2 separate regions of the Homo sapiens genome follow, and region 1 is linked to region 2. Evidence: read pairs that join two places in POLR2A ChIA-PET (ENCODE). Cell type or tissue: IMR-90. All regions are shown on one strand.

The links. ChIA-PET counts read pairs that join two places held together with the same protein. Peaks named below come from ENCODE experiments on the same cell type or tissue, not always from the same donor. Only the 100,000 strongest peaks of a DNase experiment are listed, where the experiment ranks them.
Region 1: POLR2A ChIA-PET joins it to region 2 with 8 read pairs; 1 of 35 experiments calls an interaction of 5 or more read pairs at or near these places.

Annotation. Positions count from the first base shown.
Region 1 is chr3:64,298,235-64,303,234 of GRCh38, forward strand. No RefSeq gene overlaps it. Among named protein-coding and RNA genes, the nearest start is that of PRICKLE2, 75 kb to the left of the region's middle. In IMR-90, no CTCF peak of the experiment used is centred here; a DNase peak (open chromatin) is centred at 2,737.
Region 2 is chr3:64,498,837-64,503,836 of GRCh38, forward strand. No RefSeq gene overlaps it. Among named protein-coding and RNA genes, the nearest start is that of PRICKLE2-DT, 56 kb to the left of the region's middle. In IMR-90, no CTCF peak of the experiment used is centred here; DNase peaks (open chromatin) are centred at 2,665 and 3,595; H3K4me3 peaks cover 218 bases; H3K27ac peaks cover 2,813 bases.

The DNA.
Region 1 (5,000 bases), 200 kb before region 2:
TATTTGGTTTTCTGTTCCTACGCTAGTTTGCTGAGGATAATGGCCTCCAGCTCCATCCACATCCCTGCAAAGTACATGATCTCATTCCTTTTTAATGGCTGCTCAGTATTCCATAGTATATATGTACCACATTTTCTTTATCTAGTCTATCACTGATGGGCATTTAGGTTGGTTCCATGCCTTTGCTATTATGAATAGTGCTGCAATGAACATACATATGCATGTGTCTTTATGATAGAATGATTTATATTCCTTTGAATATATACCCAGTAATGGGATTCCTGGGTCCAATGATATGTCTGTCTTTAGGTTTTTGAGGAATTGCTACATTGTCTTCCAAATGGTTGAACTAATTTACACTCCCACCAACAGTGTGTAAGTGTTTCTTTTTCACAAGAACCTTGCCAGCATACATTATTTTTTGACCTTTCAGTATTAGCCATTCTGACTGGTGTTAGAGGGTATCTCACCGTGGTTTTGATTTGCATTTCTCTAATGATAAGTGATGTTTGTGTTTTTTTTTTCATATGATTGTTGGCCACATGTACAGGACAAAGACTGTAAATCAACTACTATAAATATGTTCAAAGAACTAAAGAAAACGACATCTAAAGAACTAAAGGAAAGTTCTCATGAACTCATTGTTTTCATGAACAATGAAATAGATGCAGAATATAAATGAAAAGATAAAAAGTGTAAAAAACAAAACAAACAAGCAAAAAACCCCAAATAAATTAAAACTCTTAAGCTGAAAGCATAATAACAGAAAGAAAAATGATACCAGAGGGTTGAAGAACAAATTTGAGCTGGCAAGCCGGAGACAGACCAATTGAGATGATCTAGTCTGAGGAACAAGAAGAAGAAAAAAATATAGAAAAATGAACAAAGCCTCAGAGACATGCAGGACACTATTCAGTATATCAGCACATACATAAGGGGAATCCCAGAAGGAGAGGTGAGAAAGAAAGGAGCAGAAAGAATACATGAAGAAGTAATGGCCAAGAACTTCCCAAATTTAATGAGGAATATTAATTAATCTACACATCCAAGTAGCTCAACAAAACCCAAATGGAATAGATTAAAAAATATCTACTTCTAGGCACACCATAAACTGTCAAAAGGCAAAGACAAGGACGGAAATGTGAAAGCAGCAAGAAAAAAGTGACTCATCATGTGCAAGGGATCCTCTATAATATGAAGAGTTTATTTCTTATCTTATATCATGAAGGCCAGAAAGTAGTGGGATGGCATTTTCAAAGTGCTGAAGGAATAGACTGTCAACCAAGAATCCAGCAAAACTATCCTTACAAACAAAGAAGAAATTAGGACATCCCCAGATAAACCAATATTGAGATAATTTATTGCTAGCAGATATGCCCTATAAGATGTACTGAAATTCACATGCAAAAGAATGAAATTGAGTTCTTTCCTTATACTACATAAAAAATTAACTCAAAATGAATTAGAGACCTAAATGTAAGAGCTGAAACTATAAAACTCTTAGAAGAAAACATAGGAGTGAGTCTTCATGACCTCACATTAGACAACAGTTTCTTAGATATAAAATCAAAATCATAAACAAAAGAAAAAATAGACAAATTGGACTTCATCAAAGTTAAAAAACTTTTGTGTTTCAAGAAAGTAAAAAAAACAACCAAAGAAGAGGAGAAAAATATTGGTAAATCATATATTCGATAAGAGACTTGTATCTAGAATATAAAAAGAACTCTTACAACTAAACAACAAAAAGAAAAATAATCCAATTAAAAATGGCAACAGACGGCCAGGCGTGGTGGCTCACACCTTTAATCCCACACTTTGGGAGGCCAACGTGGGCAGATCATGAGGTCAGGAGATCGAGACCATCCTGGCTAACATGGTGAAACCCTGTGTCTACTAAATATATAAAAAATTAGCCAGGGGTGGTGGCATGTGCCTGTAGTCCCACCTACTCAGGAGGCTGAGGCAGGAGAATCTCTTGAACCCAGGAGGCAGAGGTTGCAGTGAACCAAGATTGCGCCACTGCACTCTAGCCTGGGCGACAGACAGAGCGGGACTCCATCTCAAAAAAACAAAAAAAGGCAAAGATTTTAATGAGTATTTCTGCAAACGAGATATACAATTGGCCAATAAACATATGAAAAGATGTAAAACATCATTAGTCATTAAGGAAGCATAAATAAAAACCATGAGATACCACTTTATACATACTGGCATGCAATAATGAAAAGACAAGTGTTGTTAAGGATATGGAAAAATGTGAACCCTCAGACATTCTTGGTGGAATTGTAAAATGGTACAACTGCTTTGGAAACCATTTGACAGGTCCTCAAAATGTTAAATCTGTAGTTACCATGTGACCCAGCAATTTCATTCCTAAGCATATACCCAAGAGAAATGAAAATATACATATACACAAAAACTTGGACATGATATTAACAGCAGCATCTTTACAACAGCCAAAAGGTAAAAGCAATCCTAATGTCCATCAGCTGATAAATGGATAAACAAAATGTTGTATATCCATACAAGAGAATATTTTTCAGCAATAAAAAGAAATGAAATACTGATACCTGCTACAACATGGATGATCCTCTAAAACATTATGTTAAGGAAAAGAAGGCAGCCACAAAGAGACACATGTTGTATCATTCCATTTATATGAAATGCCCAGAATAGGCAAATCCAGAGTCAGGAAGTGGGTTAGTGGTTAGCATGGGACAATGGGGGAATGACTGTTATTAGACACAAAGTTTCTTCTGAGGTGATGAAAATATTTTGGAATTGGATACTGGTGTTGGTTGCACAACTCTGTGAATATACTAGAATCCACTAAATTGTACATTTTAAAAGGGAGAATTTTATGCCATGTGAATCAAAGCTCAACAAAGCTGTTTGAAAAAAAAAAAAAAAAGCTGGTAGAAATGAGGGAAAAAAAAAAAACAAACATTGCCTGGATCCTGCAGCCAGACTACTGGATTAAATCCCGGCTGTGTGACCTTTGTAAATTATTTAACCACTGTGTGGTTAACTGTGTGACCTTTGCAAATTATTTAACTACTTTGTGCCTCAGTTTCCTCATCTGTAAAGTAGACATAATGATAGTACCTACTTTAAGGAGTTGTGGATATTAAATCAATTAGCTATTTTTTTTATTATGGGGGGTTGTTTTCAGGCTTTCTCTGCCCTTATGAGAAAGAAGCAAGGGGGGGAAACGATGAAGCAGGTATGTCTAGAATTGAAAGAGAATGAAGCTGAGGATATCACCCATGAGTACCTCTAATTTTTTATGCTGAGGGAAGGAATGGAGTGGGAAAGAAGGACCCATTTGAAGACTCGGCATGGCAAAGCTGACAAGTAGAAGAGAGGACCAGCTAAAATAGGAAACCACATATGTGTAGGAATGTCGTCCACATGGCTGAGAGTCTTCCCTTAGAAAACATGGCAACACAGGATCAATAGCATAAAACAGATGGCAGGACTTTTCCAGGGCTGTTGATTGATTGGGGCTGTGGGCAAAGAAAAATGGAGTGAGAGAAAATGAATATGCCCAGAAATGTCACTGAGGGATTGGCAATGGAGTTGCAGCTGAGAAGAGAGGAAAACTGTGTTAATGGAGCCAAGAATCAAACAATTCCATCAAATTTCTCAACAGAGATGGTTAGTCTGAAACAAAACTTAGCTACACAGTAGGAAAAAACTATGATTCTTTAGCCTGGAAATGAGAAAAATCAACCATGATATGTGTTAACTGTTTCATTGATTTTATTTCTTTCAACATTTTCTCCCAGATCCTACCACTGGCAGATTTTCCGGTTGGAAACTGATTTTATTGCCAGGCTCACAGTTGATGTAGATTTTAGTGGAGGTGATCTGTTTTAAACAGATCTTATTAAAGAGAAGTCTTCAGTAAAAATGAAAAAATACCCATGAACTTATTTAGCACTTTTGCCCAAAACCCAAAGTAATTTAATACAATTTATCCCATATATTCCCTAGGGCAGCATGTGCTGCATCATCATTTGCAGATTTGGTATTCCTTGAAGAAAAAAAAATGTTTCTAGTAAAAATTATATTTTAAAAATCAGTACAAACTATTTCCCTTGTTAGATATCTACAATGAGCATTAGCATATTAAAGGCTCTGAGAAGACCTGCAGTGAAGATAACTATTATATTTCTTTCCCAAATTCATTTCACCATAGAATCCTCTCTGCCAGAGAGCCTTTTTTAACATGATTCAAAACTGGAGGCCTGTGAAACATACTTTGAGGAATATTACTCTATGAAAAGGCAGCGTTATCTATCATGAACAGATTGGCAACTAGAATCACAAAGAGGAGAAGCTACCTCTTACAGTAGAGTAAGGGAAAGACTTCATAGAGACATCCAGTTTTGATCCTTTTTGTTTTGCCAACTCAGTGAATTTCCTCAGGCACAACTCACGTGAAATGTACTTACAACTACCCACCAGACAAAGATCTACAAAAACATTTCCCTCAATGACATCAAAGCAAACCTATGTAACAGGTTACCAAGGGGTCTTGGGTACATGGAGGTATAAATATGGAATGACATCATTTTCACCAATCTCAGCATTCAACTGTGCTGTGTCAAACTCCCCTGTCCTGTTGGGTGGACAGCTGTCTCAACAAACATCTTAATTCAAGTCTATAATTTTTCAGTAACTTCCAACTATTGGAAGTAGCTCATTCTGGTTTTTCAAAGCTAAGCCCTGATCTTTGTAAAACTTCTATTTTGTACTTTGATCAACGTTCTTTCCTCCATCCCACCATTATGAGTGGCCCAAAAGCTTGGAGTAGAATCTGGTCTTCCTTCATGAATACCCCTGAAATTCCTGCTTCCTGCTCTGATCCTAGGGACAAGGAAGATGATAGGAAAGATAAGATGTGCCTCTTTTTTGGCCTTTGTGGCAGATTAGATGATTGATCAACAATATACATTCTCGGCCAGGCATGTTGGCTCATGCCTGTAATCCCA
Region 2 (5,000 bases):
AGCATAGGCCCATCACTTTCATCATTCAGGATCTAACCCCATGGCCACCTTTGAGTACCCTATATAACAGTGCCTTTCCTGTCACTCTCTGATCCCTCTGCTTTAGTTTTCTTCTTTTCATATTGCATGGCTTGTCCATAGAATGACCTTGGACATTAGGCTTAAAAATTCCACACCTTCCTGAGAGATATACACAATTTAATCTGAAATCTCTAAGAGTTGTGTGGCCTTTAGATTCTGAAGGGGGAGAAAAAGCCAAATTCTGGTCAAGTTCATGTGTTCTGTATTAGTCAGTGTTCTCTAGAGGGACAGGACTAATAGGATAGATGTACATATGAAAGGGAGTTTATTAAGGACTACTGACTCACACGATCACAAGGTGAACTCCCACAATAGGCCGTCTGCAAGCTAAGGAGCAAGGAAGCCAGTCTGAGTCCCAAAACCTCAAAAGTAGGGAAGGTGACAGTGCAGCCTTCAGTCTGTGGCTGAAGGCCTGAGAGCCCCTGGCAAACCACTCATGAAAGTCTAAGAGAACAAAAGCTGAAGAACTTAGAGTCGGATGTTCGAGAGCAGGAAGCATCCAGCACAGGAGAAAAATGGAGGCCAGGAGACTTAGACAGTACAGTTTTTCCATGTCTCTCTGCCTGCTTTTATCCTAGCCACACTGGCAGCTGATTAGATGGTGCCCACTCAGACTGAGGGAGGGTCTGCCTCTCCTAGTCCACTGACTCCAATGTTAATCTCCTTTGGCAACACCCTCACAGACATACCCGGGAACAGTACTTTGTATCCTTGAATCCAATCAAGTTGACACTCAATATTAATTATCACACACCTTTATCTACAGAGTGAAAGAAATGCAAAAACCAACAGTGTATGGGTGAGAAGTCATGAGTTACATGAATATAAAGAATGTAGGTGAAGCCACCACTTCTTCTTAAGGCTTCCCTTAAGAAGGAATTCAGCTGGCCCATTAGACACCCCAAGATCTAGCCATACCTTAAACTCAGCAAACCCCAAACTTGAAAGTGCCAATATCACTGCTTCCTTTAGGATTAAGCATATTTCGACCCTGGGGAAATTTATGATTTTTTAAATATTTAAGATAATCAAGTCATAATATTAATATGTGTATAAATATTTCATGTTAAAATGTATATTTTATGTGCTTATTATATTTACAAGAATTTGGTCTATTAGAATGAACAGATCAGCCTAGTACTCATTTCAAATATGTAATTGAGTAATAATTGATCTTGGCTTAGAATTTTAATTTGAGACCTTATTAAGTTTATACATATTGTTAGAATATTTAAGACACTTTAAAAATTACATTTATTCTCTTAATTTAATAGATTTATATAAATTACTTAGGTACCTAGGAAGATTTATCAATAACACAAATGAGCTTACTAAAAAGTGAAACTGAATACAAAGAATTTATAAATGTACCTTAAAATGTTTGATAGTGTTGGAATTAATTGAGTTCACAAATGGACTCAAACATTCAAATGATCTTTAAAAATGACGGCTCACAGTTTTTGAGACTTACAAGTAGACATATAAGCTGAACTTAAAGCCTTGCTTTTTAAAAACATGTGCCTTTCGTAAATTAATCATGGCCAGGTGCGGTGGCTCACGCCTGTAATCCCAGCACTTTGGGAGGCCAAGGCGGGCGGATCACAAGGTCAGGAGATTGAGACCATCCTGGCAAACACGGTGAAACCCCGTCTCTACTAAAAATATAAAAAATTAGCCTGGCGTGACGGTGTGCGCCTGTAGTCCCAGCTACTCGGGAGGCTGAGGCAGGAGGATGGCGTGAACCCTGGAGGTGGAGCTTGCAGTGAGCCGAGATGGCACCACTGCACTCCAGCCTGGGCGACAGAGTGAGAATCTGTCTCAAATAAATAAATAAATAAATAATTAATCATTAATTTCTAAAACCAAGATACACTTTGAAATGGTCTTTTCTGTGCACCAAAACCATCGAGGATTTCAAACGTTACTTATTTATCTCTTTTATGCCTCATTAGAAAATAAGCCCCACAAGAATGAGTATTTTGCCTAATTTATCGCTGGACTCCCAGTTCTTAGGGTTGTGCCTGGCATGTAGCAGGTGCTTAGGAAAATTTTGTTGCATGAAGGCAAATACCCTTTGCCCTGAGTCCTACAGGATTGCTGGGTGCATCCTAAAGAGACTAAAGCCCAGTGATTGCCTAGAAGACACCCAAGATCCTGAATCAAGTTAGATCCAAGGGTTTGGGGACAGTCTTAGGACATTGATTTCCTGGGCCTTCTGCTCCTCAAAGGCACCTATGCCTGCTACCTCCTCCATGAAGTCCTGCACTGTACCCAGAGTATGTTACACTGGGTACATGTAACATGACTCAACATTGTAAGGTTACTTTTGTGCTTGTTTCGTTTCCTCTCCTGGTGGGCTGAAGAGTTCTACATTTCTTTATCACCCAACTCTCTCACATGCCTTTTGAATGAGTGAATGAACTAATGGACAAACGAATGGTGCTTTCGTAAAGCATACTTTTGTGCTTATGGCTCCATAGAGATTAACGGCCCAGGCTTTAGAATCAGACGGAATGAGCTCAAACCCCAGTTCCGAGGCTGGTGGTATGTGACTTCAACCCATGTTTAAGAAATATTGTGAGTATTGCATGCTTTAAAAATAAACATTAACCTCAATCTGCTTACCAGGCAAGATAAAGGGAAAAGCTAAACTCAGGGCACCAGTGGAATCATTTAAAATTGTTTGCTTAAGATATGTCAATAGATACCTGCAGATGTGAAGGCTTACCAGGACACGCAGGCCATTTAGAGAAGAGCTTCAGTATGGTTTACATTTCAGCCTCAGTATTTATAAACAGAACAAAATCCGGAGGGAAGAAGCCTGAGAAGATAAGCCTTTAGGTAAATAGTTCCAGAGGCACCAGAAGCTGCTTCCTGGGATGGGCCAGTAAGGCTTAACAATGGGGAGGTTGGGTGCAGTCGGAGAGTAGGGTGGGAAGGAGAAGTGGAATAGACCAGGATTTCAGATCAGTACTTCTTAAGTTTTAAAATGTATTAAAATCAGCTGGCGATCTTGTTAAGTACAGCTTCTGATTCATAGGTCTGTGCTGGGGGTCTAACATTTTGCATTTCTAACAAGCTCCCAGGTGATGTTGATGCTGCTGGTCTGTGGACCACACTTTGAATAGCAACATTCTCTGGCATGAAAGCATTATATATCCCTCCAAAAAGAGCAGTGAAGACAGAAGTACAAACAAACAATCCCCTCCCCAAAATACAGATAGTGGCCAGTACTTTGTTTTTATTCTCATCAATTTAGGTGTCTTAGAAACTGTATCTTAATATAAACCACATTGAAAAAATGCTCAATTTATTTGCTCAACAAATATTTATTGAGAATCTACTAAGTGCCAGGGCTTGTTTCAAATTTTTAGGGTACAGTAGTGAGCAGCTTGCCCTTGAGGAGTTTATATTTCAGTGTGGGAAGACAGACTCATAAACACTTAAAGACATACACAAGCCAAAAAAAAAAAAAAAAAAAGCTGAAATTGCTTCAAGTTGCGATAAATGCCAAAGAAAATAAAACAGGGCTATGAGTCAGCAAGGGGCTTGGGAAGAAGGGCTTTTGGAAAGGGCTGAGAAGTAGCCAGCCACAAAAAGTTCTAGGGGGAGAGTGTCCATTTGAGGGATAGCAACAGTGTGGTTGATGTGTAGTGACCAAGGGGGAAAGAAGTAGACAAGGGCAAGACTATGGTAAGCAACTAGGGTTTTATTCTATTTGTGATGGAGTTTACAGGGTTTTAAGCAGGAGAGTGATATGAACAGTTAAAAAGATAATTCTGATCAATTTAAATATCATCAGTAGTGGCACAACCAGCCATTTTGTGCCTCCTAGAATTTGGAGGACACGGTGTCACTTATGAAATAGTCTTGCTGAATGTAATTAAGGCTTTAGATCTAGCATCTAGTTTATAAGAAACACAGGAGTTAGCGGATCAAGTTAAAGTACATCACGAGAAAGTACACCAATAAATCCAGAAGATGGGATCACTGGCCTCCTTTTCACCAAATTCGTAGCATGAAAACAAAGGAGGTGCTTTAGAAGAGAGTTAAGAGAAATAACGATCAAATGTATGCAACATGTGGATCTTAATTGGCTCACGGTTCCAATACACCATCTGTAAGAGACATTTTGGGACAACTGGAAACATTTTAGGATGGAAACAAGGCCTTAGGAATTATTTTAATTATGTCAGATGTCATAATGGCATTGTGGTTAGGGAGAAGAATGTTCTTATTTTTTAAAGATGAATATTGAAGAAGTTAGGAGTGAAAACTCATGATGTTTGAATTTCTTAATGATTTGCTTCTAATGAATAGAATTTAGCAAAAGGGGTGGCATGTCACTGTTATGGTTTGGCTGTGTCACTACCCAAATCTCACCTTTAATTGTAATAATCCCTACATGTCAAGGAAGAAGGCAGGTGGAGATAATTGAATCATGGCGGATGGTTTCTTCCATATTGTTCTTGTGGTAGTGAATAAGCCTCACAAGATTTGATGGTTTATAAATGGGAGTTCCCCTGCACAAGACCTCTTGCCTGCCACCATGTAAGACTTGACTTTGCTCCTCATTCGCCTTCTGCCATGATTATGAGGCCTCCCCATCCATATGGAACTGTGAGTCAATTAAACCTCTTTCATTTATAAATTACCCAGTCTCAGGTATGTCTTTATCAGCAGTGTGAGAAGAGACTAATACAGTCACCTCTGAGATTAGGTTATAAAAGGGTGTCACTTCCATCTTGCTGTCATTTTCTTTCAGGCTCTTTCCACTTGCTCACTCTGAGGAAGCAAGTTGCCATGTCATGAACTGCCCTATGTAGAGATCCAAGGGACTGAGGGCAGCTTCCTGGCCAACAGCCCCGAATTCTGCCAACGACCATGGGGTGAGCTTGGAAGCAGATCCCTCTACAGTC